Linked DNA regions of Homo sapiens: region 1 is linked to region 2. The links are chromatin loops, found by intact Hi-C in ENCODE. Cell type or tissue: heart right ventricle. All regions are shown on one strand. Links, peaks and the distances in the headings refer to the core of each region. The heading gives the core; the rest is flanking DNA. Region 1 overlaps CLUL1 (clusterin like 1). Region 2 overlaps YES1 (YES proto-oncogene 1, Src family tyrosine kinase).

What was found. Peaks named below come from ENCODE experiments on the same cell type or tissue, not always from the same donor. Only the 100,000 strongest peaks of a DNase experiment are listed, where the experiment ranks them.
Region 1: it touches region 2 in a loop (5-fold over the local background); 23 of 110 quality-filtered maps call a loop at or near these places.

What each region holds. Positions count from the first base shown.
Region 1 is chr18:622,963-625,884 of GRCh38, forward strand. It overlaps CLUL1 (clusterin like 1), which reads left to right. Exons shown (of 10, transcript NM_001393344.1): 5 at 1,903-2,070. It overlaps LOC105371952 (a long non-coding RNA gene), which reads right to left. Exons shown (of 7, transcript XR_935082.4): 6 at 1,558-1,784; 7 at 1-1,245. Among named protein-coding and RNA genes, the nearest start is that of CLUL1, 27 kb to the left of the region's middle. In heart right ventricle, for the core only: a CTCF peak has its summit at 1,235 (motif pointing right); a DNase peak (open chromatin) is centred at 1,199; H3K27me3 peaks cover 534 bases.
Region 2 is chr18:740,610-743,531 of GRCh38, forward strand. It overlaps YES1 (YES proto-oncogene 1, Src family tyrosine kinase), which reads right to left. Exons shown (of 12, transcript NM_005433.4): 7 at 2,651-2,806; 8 at 2,309-2,488. Among named protein-coding and RNA genes, the nearest start is that of ENOSF1, 29 kb to the left of the region's middle. RefSeq lists an enhancer at 1,315-1,384. In heart right ventricle, for the core only: a CTCF peak has its summit at 1,425 (motif pointing right); no DNase peak of the experiment used is centred there; H3K27ac peaks cover 663 bases.

The sequences.
Region 1 (2,922 bases), core at 173-2,672, 120 kb before region 2:
GAGCAGAATATGTAAAATTGGGACTGATTGAGAAAATCCTGGAGGTATTGTTACTTGCCTTGGAGAAACAACTTTTTTTTTTTTTTTGAGACAGAGTCTTACTCTTGTTGCCCAGGCTAAAGGACAATGGCACGATCTTGGCTCACTGCAACCTCCGCCTCCTGGGTTCAAGCGATTCTCCTGCTTCAGCCTCTGAAGTGGCTGGGATTACAGGCACCCACCATCATGACCAGCTAATTTTTGTATTTCTAGCAGAGACAGGGTTTTACTATGTTGGCCAGGCTGTTCTCAAACTCCTGACATCAGGTGATCCACCCGCCTCAGCCTCCCAAAATGCTGGAATTACAGGTGTGAGCCACTGCACCCTGCCGAAAAACAACCACTTTAAGATGTAAGATTCAGCCAGGTGAGGTGGCTCATGCCTGCAATCCCAGCACTTTGGGAGGTCAACCTGGGCAGATCACTTGAGGCCAGGAGTTCGAGATCAGCCTGGGCAAAATGGTGAAACTCCGTCTCTACTAAACATACAAAAATTAGCCCGGCATGGTGGCACGCACCTGTACTCCCAGCTACTGGGGAGGCTGAGGCAGGAGAATCTCTTAAACCTGGGAGATGGAGGTTGCAGTGAGCTGAGATTGCACCACTGCACTCCAGCCTGGGCGACACAGCCAGACTCTGTCTCAAAAAAAAAAAAAAAAAAAAAAAAAGATGTAAGATTCCAAAATTGTTCTACAAAGTCCAAGGACACACACACACTCCTGTCTGGGTCAAAATGTATATTGGCAAGCTGGGGCCCTGGCAGTTTTCTTACGTGGATCATACCAAATGCTACGTGGCTTAGCAGCCAAACTTTACAATGAGGACAACTGACAAATCCTAGCCAGGCAGAGAAGATGTGGAAGATTGTCAGTGCCCAGGTGATTCTTTGGGCTTAATACTCCAGGAAAGGGTCATTTCCATTAGCTCTGAGGCTGTCTTCTTATGGCCAGATCCACTATACTCACTTCATTCCCCTGCACGATATCTCGGCATGGAGGGGGCTGGGGTTCAGAAGTCCACACTTGCAGGGAAGCCAGAGGTTTGGGCAGGGGCACAGGAAGAAAGGTCTGTTGCACCATGGTGCTGACCCGTGAGGCACTCCAGGGGCAGGGCTGAGGCTCGCAGGGACAGGTGCCACTGCTGCTGGGCTCCTCACCACCCAGAGCAGGACTTGGCCAAGTACAGCAAGCACCACAAGGGGGAGCACTGGGAATATAAACAAGAAGAACAAAGCTTGTTTATATTCCCATTTATATTTATTTAATATTACATTATATATAAATATATTTATTATATTACATTCTAATTGCAGAGATGCCATCCTGCGTCTCGGCAATTACAATGTAACTCAACGGGAACATTTAACTTGACATACAAGAATTGTACTTTCTTGCAATGTTTAAGGATATACAACAATTAAAGACAGCATAAATGAAAGAATTAAAATGTACCAGCTTTATAAACTGTAAAGCCCACTTTCCCCATGCACCAGTGGATGAGAATTGAAGACAGACTTACCGGTAAATAGGTAAATCACAGTTGTTCCCAGATCGGGATGGCATCTTCATTGTCAGGTCACCCACACCTAGAGTAATGTCTGTCACATAGCAAACACTCAGTAAATACTTATTGAACAAATGAATGAACAGATGAATAAGATTTACAGTCTTCAATAGGAATCAATCAGTGCTCTTTTCTTAAACTAAACAGAAAGCTTTGGGGGAGATCTGACAGCTGCGAGGCACCTGAAGGAGAAAGAATGAAAAAGCAGTTTAGAATGTATACATTTCAAAGGGTGAAATCAACTAAGGTGCACATAGATTATGAAATGGAAATTGGACTTTTGTTTCTACTTTTAACTAGGAGGCCCTGAAACTTCTGAATGAAGTTCAAGAACATCTGGAGGAAGAAGAAAGGCTATGCCGGGAGTCTTTGGCAGATTCCTGGGGTGAATGCAGGTCTTGCCTGGAAAATAACTGCATGAGAATTTATACAACCTGCCAACCTAGCTGGTCCTCTGTGAAAAATAAGGTAAGAGAAAAAGAGAGCTCAAGATTTCACAGTTCTTGAGGCACCTATTTCAGCTTACTTTTTTATTAATTTATGTTAATATTTAGAACGGAGATGCCTGATCTGATAGGGGCCTTTTGCTTTCTAGAATCTAATACTAATGTTTACATACCATCACCTGTGTATACGCAATTTATAAGGTAGAGCACCCATTCAGTGGTCACTGAATGCATCTCTTAAAATATCCTGGCTTTCTGCCTTGTATTTGTTATTTGTGAACATGTTCCCACTAGATAGTAAGCTCTTTGAGGGCAGGGATCATATCTTATTTGTCTTCACTTATGCATTGGTGGCATCCAGTAAATGTTTACCAAATTGCATTTGGAATCATAGCATTGCAGTCTCTGATTTCAATCCACATTAATTTTTCCTTCTGGAGGCCAAATATTTAAAGATACTCTCTGCCTCCCAAATCTTACCTTCAACATGCTTGCCTCCTTATGCATAACACACACACACACACACACACACACACACACACACACACACCCCTTCATGTCCCCTTTTGCCCTACCCATGTATGTAGGACTGGCATGTTTTCTTTTTTGTACCCTTTGGTTATCTTCTGAGCAGAGGGATCACAGAGGGTGGTGACCTGAATAGGATGAGCTCTGCCCCACTAACGGCTCCAATTAAGCTAGATTTTTCTCCCCCTTCAAGAAGTGAGCTGAATACAAAATTGAGTGGAATTTCACGCTCCATATTAGAGCACATACTAATTAGGGTATGCTCCTGGCTTGGCAATGCCGTACTCAATTACAAAGGGAGCAACTACTAAGATAATGAATGCGCCAAGTTAATTTGCCTCCACTA
Region 2 (2,922 bases), core at 236-2,735:
TTTATGCTGGAGTGCATGGGACAATGAGTTTGGACAGATTATAAAGGGACAAGTGCTAAGTGAATACCAAAATGAGGAATTAAAGAGTTTTAAAAATAGAAAGGACTTTTGTTATCTTGTATTCTAAATCTCTCCCGCCTGGAAATAATTGTACCCAGTGGTCTGACAACACAGAATTTTACCATGTTCTCCCAATTAAATAATTCTTAAAATTAATATACAGAGCTAAATGGGCTATTAGCCTTACCTTCATTATATTTCTTATGTTCCAATATCTTTTTTAATTGTTAAAGTCTTTATTTATTTGAAACGGAGTCTCACTCAGTCACCCAGGCTGGAGTGCAGCGGTGTCATCTTGGCTCACTGCAACCTCTGCCTCCCTAGCTCAAGCCATTCTCGTGCCTCAGCCTCCCGAGCAGCTGGAACTACAGGCACAAGCCACCACGCCCAGCTGTTTTTTGTATTTTTAGCAGAGACGGGGTTTCGCTATGTTGGCCAGGCTGGGATCGAACTCCTGACCTCAAGTGATCTGCCTGCCTCGGCCTCCCAAAGCGCTGGGATTGGAGGCATGAACCACTGTGCCTGGCCTGCTTCCAATATCTTGATTTAAACATCTTCCCTGTCCTTTTCTCCTTTTTTTTTTTTTCTTTTTTGAGACAGTCTCATTTTTTCACCCCAGATGGGAGTGCAGTGGCACAATCACAGCTCACTATGGCCTTAACCTCCTGGGCTCAAGCAATCCTCATGCCTCAGCCTCCTGAGTAGGGAATACATGTGTGTGCAACCACGTCCTGCTAATTTTTTTAGTTTTTGTAGAGATGGGGTTTCACCATGTTGCTCAGGTCAGCCACCATGCCTGGCCCTCCCTTCCCCTCTGGTTCATCTAATATACTCTTTGAAAGGGCATATTTGGGCTGGGTGTGGTGGCTCACACCTGTAATCCCAGCACTTTGGGAGGCCAAGGCAGGCTGATTGCTTGATCCCAGGAGTTCCAAACTAGCCTGGGAAACAGGGTGAAATCCCATCTGTAGAAAAATACACAAATTATCTATGTGTGGTGGCATGCACCTGTAATCCCAGCTACTCAGGAGGCTGAGATGAGAGGATCGCTTGAGCCCAGGGAGGTCCAAGCTGCAGAGAAATGTGACTGCACTCCACCCTGGGGGATAGAGTGAGGCCCCACCTCACAAAAAAACAAAAACAACAAACAAACAAGCAAACAAACAAAAAAATGTCATATTTGGCAACTGTTTGCAGTAGACATTCCTTCCAAAGAGCGCCAGGTGCTTTGGGTCTTTAGGTGTGTTCTGGCTATCAATTAATAGGCTGTATAATTTCTTAACTTTTGGTTTCAGTCCCCTTTTGAGGGGAAAAATTTTCCTACAGCAAATATGTAACTTGTAGTTGTCCTTGTCACCACTAGATGGAACTACATCATTGACCAAGACACACCACTGGAGAGGGTGACATAATTAGTGACTACTGTATATTATTGGTTCAAGAGTAAAAATAATAATAAAGCAGATGAAATCAAACACATAAAAATCAGGCCTGTCAGCTTATCTGCTGACTTACTAGTTCCTCTAAGTACCATCTGCACAGGGAAAAAGAGGAAAGAGTATCAATCTTCTCTTTATCCTCCCCCTAACTAACCCTGTTACTGAAGATCCCATCTTGTGGTCTAGAGTTAAGGAAAATGAAGAAACTTCCATTGAAGGTAGTGGGGAGGCCAGGCACAGTGGCTCATGCTGGTAATACCAGCACTTTGGGAGGCCAAAAAGGGAGGACTGCCTGAGGCCAGGAGTTCAAGACCAGCCTGGGCAACATAGTTGAGACCCCAGTCTCTATTTAAAAAAAAAAAAAAAAAGAAAGCAGTGGGGAAAAAAGTTCCTAGAAGTCCTGAATATAGGAATTATGTTTATATTAAAATGAGAAAACTAATTCATTTTAACTTTACCTTATTTCTTTGCTTTAGTACTAAAAATGTAAGTATCTTTCTGATTTTATCATTTTAATTAAATGTGTACAAACACTTTCTATTTTTCACCTTTCTAGCTTTTCCATTTGTTTTAGTCAAACTTAATTTCAAAATTAATTCAGCCTGCCTACTTTTCCTTTTAAACGTCATACTATCCTCTGGAATAACTGGATAATCACTATTCCATTAAACAAAGTGTCAGGTTTCTTCTATCCAAATATGTCTACATAAAAATCTTAAATTAGAAAACAGTATAAGTCTATATGCATACAAATCAAGACTCTTAAAAACATTATCAACACAAATACCTAAGGAGATACTAATACATACCTTTTGACATAAATTCAGTGACAATGTAAATTGGTTCTTCAGAAACAACAGCATATAGTGGAACAAGTTTATCATGTCTTAATTTTTTCATTATCTGAGCTTCTTGAAGGAAAGCTTCTGGCATCATTGTACCTGGTTTTAGTGTTTTGATTGCTACTTTCGTGGTTCCATTCCATGTTCCTAAAGAAATAACACATTTTAGGAATTTATATTTTAAAGGATTTTAGACCAAACTTCAGTGAACAGCACTTCTCTTAAATATTGAAACATATTTTATCATAAATTGTTGCACTTTAATCCACAGCTAAACAATGACAGAAAACAAAAATTCAGGCTTCTTACCCATCCACACTTCGCCGAAACATCCTTGTCCTAGTTTAACCTCTAGTCGCAAAGATTCTCGAGGGATTTCCCAAGCATCTTTTGCTAGACCTTGAGTCTGAGGTTTCACAGTTGGACACACAGTTGTCAACTTGTGGCATAAACCATCAGCATGTTCTAGATAAATGAATAAACTATACTGTAATATCAATTACAAAAATTAAGGGGCATATAGTGTATCAATGTTTTAAGTTTAAACTGTAGAAAAACAAAAACAGAAGTCCTTTCGAGTT